Regions from separate parts of the Homo sapiens genome. Here region 2 is linked to region 1. A link is a loop called in an ENCODE intact Hi-C map of the cell type or tissue named here. Cell type or tissue: sigmoid colon. All regions are shown on one strand.

The links. Peaks named below come from ENCODE experiments on the same cell type or tissue, not always from the same donor. Only the 100,000 strongest peaks of a DNase experiment are listed, where the experiment ranks them.
Region 2: a loop joins it to region 1, with 7 times the contacts of the local background. A loop is called at or near these places in 1 of 110 quality-filtered maps.

Annotation. Positions count from the first base shown.
Region 1 is chr9:95,770,626-95,774,625 of GRCh38, reverse strand. The region is part of intron 2 of LOC105376161 (a long non-coding RNA gene); the gene reads right to left. Among named protein-coding and RNA genes, the nearest start is that of ERCC6L2, 100 kb to the left of the region's middle. RefSeq lists enhancers at 1,075-2,032, 1,954-2,123. In sigmoid colon, no CTCF peak of the experiment used is centred here; DNase peaks (open chromatin) are centred at 2,075, 2,519 and 2,845; H3K4me3 peaks cover 1,619 bases; H3K27ac peaks cover 1,901 bases.
Region 2 is chr9:95,515,205-95,519,204 of GRCh38, reverse strand. It overlaps a transcript of PTCH1 not described here. Among named protein-coding and RNA genes, the nearest start is that of PTCH1, 7.9 kb to the right of the region's middle. In sigmoid colon, no CTCF peak of the experiment used is centred here; DNase peaks (open chromatin) are centred at 1,884, 2,354, 2,667 and 3,158; H3K4me3 peaks cover 2,328 bases; H3K27ac peaks cover 2,072 bases; H3K27me3 peaks cover 642 bases.

The DNA of each region.
Region 1 (4,000 bases):
AAGAATAGCACATTTTTAGAGAAGGGACAAAGGAAAAGGACTGTAAGTCTCTGCAGGCAACTTGTGGGAAGGCAAATCCATGGCGGACAAAGGCTGGCTAGACAGCTGGTGAAGTAGAGTCCTCTGTATCACCTCCAGGCTGATGAGAGTCTAAAGCAGTCTTCATTGGTTAACCTTTGCTCTCCTGGGCAGGAATACTCTTTGTCTCTGTAAATCTATGTCCTGCTTTTAGGCAAATAGAGGGAAGTCTAAAGGGTTCCTGCATCTGCTTCTTAATCGTCTTCAGCTGAACAATCCTTCGTATTTGAGGATGGCATATTCTGATCTCCTAAGAGCTCACAGAAGGTATTCAGTAAATGCTTGTCAAATGAATGCATGACCAAGAGAAAGTCCCACCACTAGGTGCACAGGAACTCGTAGGTGGGAATTTTCTCCCTCAAATTCCTTAAAATAATTATCAACATCATTATCTTACATTCATTTAATCAATGTGCAAGATATCATACTGGTAAGCAATTTGTGAATGTTGTCTTTTAATCTCACAAGAATTGTATCAGCTGATTACTATTATTGTTGTTGTTGTTGTTGTTGTTATACCTGTTTTACAGATGAGGAAACTGGGCTCAGAGAAGCTAAGCTAATTGGCCAAGCCAGAACACAAAGCTCTGTCAGTCTGTCTGCAATGCTACCTGCATCCTTAACCCTTGTGGTAACTGTGATGGTTTAAGGCAAAAACAAGTAAGTAAAGAGCGCAGCGTAGCCCTTACTATTCATGCTTGCTGCACTGAGAAGCCTTCCAAAAGCCTGAGCCCTTAAAAGAATATGTGGGGCCCGTAGGGCTGATCATGCAGGGACCACCTTTTGCCAACCGAGAATGAATAACCCAGATATCCAGCTTTCTTGATATCTGCAAGTCTAGAAGCACTTTATACTGCTTTCAAATTATTTGTTAAAGCACAATAATTCACATTGTGTAGCATTTTACGGTGACTAAATGTTCTGACGAACATCAGCCTAATCACAGAACTGTCTTGTAAGGTAGTTGGGCTGTCGTATTATTCTTCCTGTTCTCCAGAGGAGGACACTGAGGCCCACAAAGCTTGTGACTCTGCTGGGCAGAGGCCGAACAGGGCCCGCCCTTCCTTCACACTACGCTTGTCTTGGTTAGCATGTTACCTTTCCTTTGTCCCTCACCCACCCTCTTCCGCAAAGCAAGCTATGGGGAAATTATGATAGATTAGCCTTTACAGAGGGAAAACCAAATAATGCTAGGTTCCAAAATATTATTTTGAAAAGTTTTTTAAAGGCATCCAGTCCTGTTAGCTAAGAAAGCTGTAAAAAAAATAAACCACAAGAGTTTAGTGGTTTGAATTCAGCTGAGGCTGGGAAAAATGCCATCGATGGCTTTTACTTCGGTGGCCAAGCTGCCTACATTTTTCTAGCAACTTCGGGAGTTGGCCAATATTCACATCTGAAAAACCATCTTGGGCCCTGAGAAACCTCCTGCTTGCCCAGCTCCACAGACAGAAAGACTGTGATGGGGCCCAAAACAGGATTGGCTGAGATCAAGGTCGCGGAAGCTGGCAGAGCAGGTGGGCTGCACGTTGTGACGCCAGCGGGGACCCACACCGGGCACCCACAGGATGAGGGTTTCAGCGGGTGCCAGTCCCACGCCCAACACCCTGTCCTTTATTCCTCTCTCTTCAAACCGGCTGGATCTCGAGCCCACTCACCTGAACGCTGAACTTTTTAGTTGAAAATTTACCAGATACGAACAGGGAGTTTTTGTACTGGGTGTTTATTTCCTGGACCATGGGTACTGCCGGTCGGGGATGGGAAGAGGATGACAAAGCAGCAAACAAAAAGATTTTACAGCCGCCCACCTGCCGAGGACTCCAGCGAAAGCTTGAGTTGCTGAGGATTACTGAGAGGCCGGGGGCTGCCATCGGAGCTAGCAGCCGGAGGGCAGAGAGAGTGGAGTGCTCAGTGCAGCGGGCGGAGGCTGGGAAGAGCTGTCCCGGGCTGTTTTCAGGAGCAGCTGCTCAGCTTCAGCGGCCTCTTCCCTGGGCTGACAGGGCCACAGGCATCGAAAACCCGGCCTAGCCCAACCTCTGCCGGCCAAACAGCCCTCATAAAACCACAGACTCCTTTTAAAAAGCAATAAAAGGAGCCATGCCCAGAACACCAGATCAGGGCAGGACATGGGGTGAAGATGTCTGAGGCAGAGAACTGGGGGAAACAGTTCCAGGAACCTGCGTCTGTGTGCGTGGTGGTGGTGGCGGGGGGCATGGTGTGTGTGTGTGTGTGTGTGTGTGTGTGTGTGTAGAGAGAGAGAGAGAGTTCTTCTTGTAGGGGGAAACCAAGTGAGATGATAGACTCTGGTGAATGGCAGACAATAATTCCACTGTCTCCTGCCCCTCCTGTGGCCTAGTGTCCAGCCCAGGTACACGGGCCCTGCAAAGCGCCCCCTCCTCCCAGCCCCTCCCCTCCTGCCTTCCTGGCCCTGAATGCCCGGGACCACTCAGGCCTTCATCCATACTTGCAAACGGCAGCAGCCACCTCTTGTTTCCCGGCACTGTCGGAGAAGGCTGGGACACTCTGGACAGTCTTTTGGGCACCTTCCAAAACTATGTGTGCAAAAAGAAACAGGGCTTTTAAAAGAGACCTTTAAGAATGAGGGCTCCCTCACCTTCCCTGAATAGGAACAGACTAAGAAATCTCTTCTGCAGCTTCTTTGGGTTTCTCTTTGGAGAGATGTGTTTCCCCTGGCTGTCTGTCGGCAGGAGGGAGGTTTGGAAAGCCTGCAGGATAAGCAACAGTGGGAACACTGCGCATTCACCCGCAGGAGGCCACCCACGGAGACTGCGGGGAACACACACACACTCACACACACAAATACGCGCAAACACAAAGAAACCTCCATTCAGCCCATCTCTCAACATGAAGCAAACGCATGGCAAACATTGCAAAATCTCGGTTTTGCTGGGGAGGCCGCCGGGCCTTTAGATGGGTATTAACGCAATTGGTAGACATTAACCCGTTGTGTGCCGCCTGCTGGTTTATTCTCCAGCTGAGAATGAAGGGAGAAGCTGGGTTTTAAGAAAGTCTCAGAAGCAAACGATGTCATGGCGAACACTGTATACAATTCAGGGAGAGAAGCAGCACACCAAACTGAGTATTTGAATAATACTAAAATAAAGTTAATATCACATTTTTAATGATTCCAATTGCAACACTGATTATTCAATATTAATCCCAACTTTAATAGAAGTATAAGATGCTACCAAGAAAGACACTAAATTGCAGTTGTGGAATTATTAGCTCGGGGCTTCTCAAACTTGAACAGGCACACAACCCTCTGGGGGTCTGGGAAAAACACAGATTCGGATTCCGAGGTCTGCAGCGGGGGCACTCCTAACAAGCGCCCAGGTGGTGATGACGCTGAGACTAGCAAGGTGTGGGTAAATTTTTTTCTTCTTTATAGTATAGCTTTTGGTATCTTACAATCTTCTGTAATGACCATGTTACTACTTAGGCAATCATGAAAATATTTTCCTTTTGAAGATAAGGTATTTGTAGATTAAGTTCCATGCCTCATCTGACCAGTGCCTGGAGCGCTAGGGTATGAGGCTTATCAACAGGAAGGGCAATTCAGAGCTTTGATTCTCAGCCTAGAGTGGGGGTCTCCAGGGAATCCCCGGGAAGCTTTACAAAGCATTTGCCCCCTGGGGACTTGTCAGAATCTGGGGGAGAGGAGGGCTGTGTAATTGGAGAGCTCCCTGGACCACACACCACGCCAGTTGCCCAGGCCTGAGCGCCACTACTGCAGACTTCCCACTTTGCTGTCCTGTGTCGCATACCTCAGTCTGTTCGGATCCAGGCCTGCTCTGTAGCTGTCACTGGAGTGGCTGAGTGCAGGGTAAGAAATATACGATTTGGTGTTTCAGTCAGGAAGATCCAATGTTTCATGTTTATCTGGAGTAAAAAGGGCTATTTGCTG
Region 2 (4,000 bases), 260 kb after region 1:
GATAGGGCTTAACAAAGAGTTATTAGCACAAAGCAAGGAGGCTTGAAGGAAGTTAGTTTTTAAAAGAAACTATTATTTTTAACACTTATGATTTATTCTTTAACAAGAAGGGAAGGGGAAACTTTGAAGAGGAACTTTTTACATTCTACAAGAGAGAACATTTCCAGGGGCTTCCCTCCTTCCTATACTTGTACGTTTTAACACCAGATTTTCTACTCCCTGCCTCATTATGCCACTCCTGCCCAACTCTAAGTACTTACACTCTTGTACAAAACAAACTTGTCTTTGCTCCCAATTGTAAAGCCTTGGACTAAGATAAGACTCATATGAACACATTCAGTCCTAACTAAGGGACAGCGTAGACCACCAGGACCACAAAGACTGGGTAGTTCTGTCGTCCTCCTGTCTGCACACTCAAGAAAGGCGATTTCCTAGAAGCCCAGGTAGCTTTAGGGCTCCTCCCTGCCCAGGCCACTTCAAGGCCCTGTACTTAATTTTGTGTTTGCAGTTTTGAGTTGCTAAAGAAGCTCCCCACTCCCCGTTCACTCTGAAAGCTGCCTAAGTCCTAGGCCACACAAAACTAGTGTCCACTCTTGAGTATCAGCCTTGGCCACAACTCAGCAGGAGCATGTAGCCAAGTGTGCTTCCATGAGGGTCTTCATTTTAACTAGAAAAAGCAAACTCCTCAAGTTCTGCTGTAATTTTCCTAGCAACTGTATATTGTGGGCCATTTAAATGCCCTTTGTCGGCTGTTTCTCTTTTTTCTTATCCCCCTTTCTCCCTCATATTCTAGACCCCTCTATTTGGAGATTATGTATACCTTCCTGTTCATAACCCCACTCACATTTATAGATAAACAGGGCCCTTTGATATGACACCAAAAGACAGGGGGAAGTGTTTCGAAGGGAAATGTTGGGTTTTTTGTTGTTGTTGTTACAACTATTGTGACTTTTAGAATCCATGGTCAGCCAATATGCATTTGAGTCCATTTTTGACTGAAGTCACTGGTATGAAAATGACCTTCTGGACCAGCCAAATTCACAGGGCTGCCCCCCTTCTAATGCTTAATTACTTAACGTGTCTCAAACACATACATTCTGGAAACTCAAATGACTCTGCTCAAGAATGGCTACGTCATCTTTGTGGGAGGGAGATCCCAAAACTCCTAGGATGATTATTATTATTTAATAACACATGGGGCACCTCTTCTACCCCCGCCCCGCCCCCCCCGCCCCCAACACACACACACACCTAATCACACTGTCAGCCCAGAATGAAGTGAGAAGAGTCTGGCTTTATTTCAAGACCAGCTAGTCAGCTCTTCAGAGCTGCAGTAAATGTTCTCACTCCCTCTACCCTGCCCTTGTATCTGTAATTCATCTTTATTCATAATGTGGCCCATTTAAAGTCGCAGTGTGTGAAACACCGTCTACCAGCGGCGGGGTTGAGCAGATAAAATGTCAGACATTGTAGCGGGGGCGCTCCCGAATAGAACGCTTCAGTCTTGAGCGAGAGCAGGGTTATCCGCGCGACCCACCAGCTCCTAGGTTTAGGCCAGTCACCCAAGGCCGCCTGGCACAGGACGGCACAGTAGGTGGGAGCATTTGGGTGGCATACCCCAGAAACCACAGGAATCAGAAGAGAAAGGGAGCAAATGTCAATCCGTGATTCTTCGGACCAGGTACAAATCTTGGTTTCCAAGGGACGCCACCTTGGTCTCTTTCAGAAGAAACGGCTTCCGAGGGACCGACACGAATCCGCACACATCTCGTGCTGAAATTTCCCCGGGAAGGCGCTGTGATCTGTCCGGTTTTCCTGCTCCCCGCCCCTCTGGCGGCCCGTAGGCCTGTCATCTAGAAGGCTCCCAGCTTTTCCGCGCTTCCGTGGGAATGCGAGAAGGAAAGGCTTTGAGAATGCAAGCATGAAAGGTGGTGTTCTTCTGCAGTCCTCTGGGAACCCCCCACTTCCCGGACCGCTGAGGATGCTAAAAGGAGCTTCCTTGCTTCCCCACACCTCCCCCGACCGGCGTTGGGACAAGATGGCCAAATGTTAGCAAATAATGTGTGCGGGGGCGGGGGAGCCGAGCACAAGGTGGAGAAGCCGCGGGAGCGCGCGGAGACCCCCAGCCCGGCGGCCCCCCGCAAACACGGCCGCGGGGGGCGGGGAGAGGGTGGCTAGGCTCGCGGGAGCTCGCCGGGCAGGGCGCCTCCCAGGAAGGCGGGGAGGGGAGCGCCTGTTTACCCAGGAGGGCTGTGCTGATAGCACGTTCCTCGAGTTTACTTTGCTTTCCTTGAGTTTATTGTAAAGGGGTAAAGTTTTCGGATCCGTCACGTGACCCTGACAGGTCCTGCCTATGGCGCGGCAGACCACCCACGCCGAGGGCCATGGAACTGCTTAATAGAAACAGGCTTGTAATTGTGAGTCCGCGCTGCACTCCGCCGAAAGCCTCCGGCGGCCCAGCGCGCCGGGGTTTTTACACTTTCCGTTCCTTTTGTAAAGACGGAGGAGGAGGAGAAGAAGAAGAAGAAAACGGAGGAGAAGAAAAAGACGACAGGGGAGACAAAGAGACCCGCAGCGACAAGGCAAGGGGGAGACGAGGGAAGACTGGGAGAAGACGGAGGAGCGGAGGACGAGGAAAGGGGGGCCAGGGAAAAAAAAGGAATTGATGTGAAATCCAAGCCCAGCGTCCGCGCCATCGGCACCCGCGCTCCGAGCAGGGGTTGACGGCCGGCTATGGTGAGTGCAGCCAGCGCGGCGGCCGCCGACGCCACCTCGCCTCGCGCGCCGTGCTCCTCGGGCGGCGCGGGGACACGGGGACGCGGGACGCCCCGCGCGGCGGACGGAGGAGCGAGCCCCGAGCGCCGGGCAGGAGGGGCGGGCCGCGCGCCGGGGCCGTGGAGCCGGGTGGGCTGCGCCGCCTGGGCGCGGGAGCGCGGGTCCCGCGCCTCCACGCTCGCTCGCACGCCCGGGCCCCCGCCCCCGAGGCCAGCCCCGCGTGGCGGGGAGGGGGCTGGCCGCGGCGGGCCCCGGCTGAGGAACGGCTCCGGGGGGAATTCTCACGGAGGGGGTCGCCGGAGCTCCCATTTTCACGCCTGAAAGGGTCGCCACCTTGGCTTCCGCTCATCAGCCTGGTGGTGGCTACTGACTCGCCAGCGGAGGCAGAGCTGGTGATGGAAGGGCTGGTGCGGAGAGTGACAGCGCCGAGGGGAGGGGGCTCAGAGCGCGCGCGCGGAAGCCGCTGCCGCCAGCTCGCGGGAGCAGCCGCAGCCGCAGGGAAGGGCACGCTCGCGCCCCGCAGACCCGCTCTCGAGCCCGCACGCACGCCTAGGGGTGCGGGACACCCGGGCTAGAAGAGACGCACCTTACCCACCTCCCCTCCCATGCTGCGGGAAAAGGGCCAGAGAGGCTTTTGGAGTTCTGGAAGGGGCGGTGGGTAAGAGAGGTGGTGTGTGTGACTCTTATGCCCACCGATTCAGGCGCTTGGGTGGCTGCCACCCTTACAGAGATGGGCGACCAGCCCAGTGCTTAGAGTGCAGAGTGCGGCCTCAGGGGAGCCCGGGGGCGGGCCGGACCGATTCTCACTTTACAGGCCCGGGCCCAGCGCTGAACCCCAAGACCCCCAGAAACTGTGCCTCTGGGTGACATGCGCTGTGTCTCCACGTATTTAGTACGTTCATGTTTAAAATGATGCTAGCGTGTGGATGAGCACACTCTCAGGGAAACTGATCTGTTTCCATCACCTAAGAAGAACCATATGGGTGGGCGGCTGTGGAAGACACCCACAGACCTGTTTTCCTGCACCTGGGAGAGAAGACCGTCTTCCTCCCTTTTTATCCTTTCTTCCTCCCTGGGGAGGAGAAATACAAAAGAACTAGACATAAATAATAAAGAGCCACAATGGGTGGCTCTAAATATTTGATAATTGGATCACTGAGGTCTTGAACTACCACAATAGTCCTTTTTCAGCATTCTGTGTGTGTGCATTTCTTTTAGGTTTTTA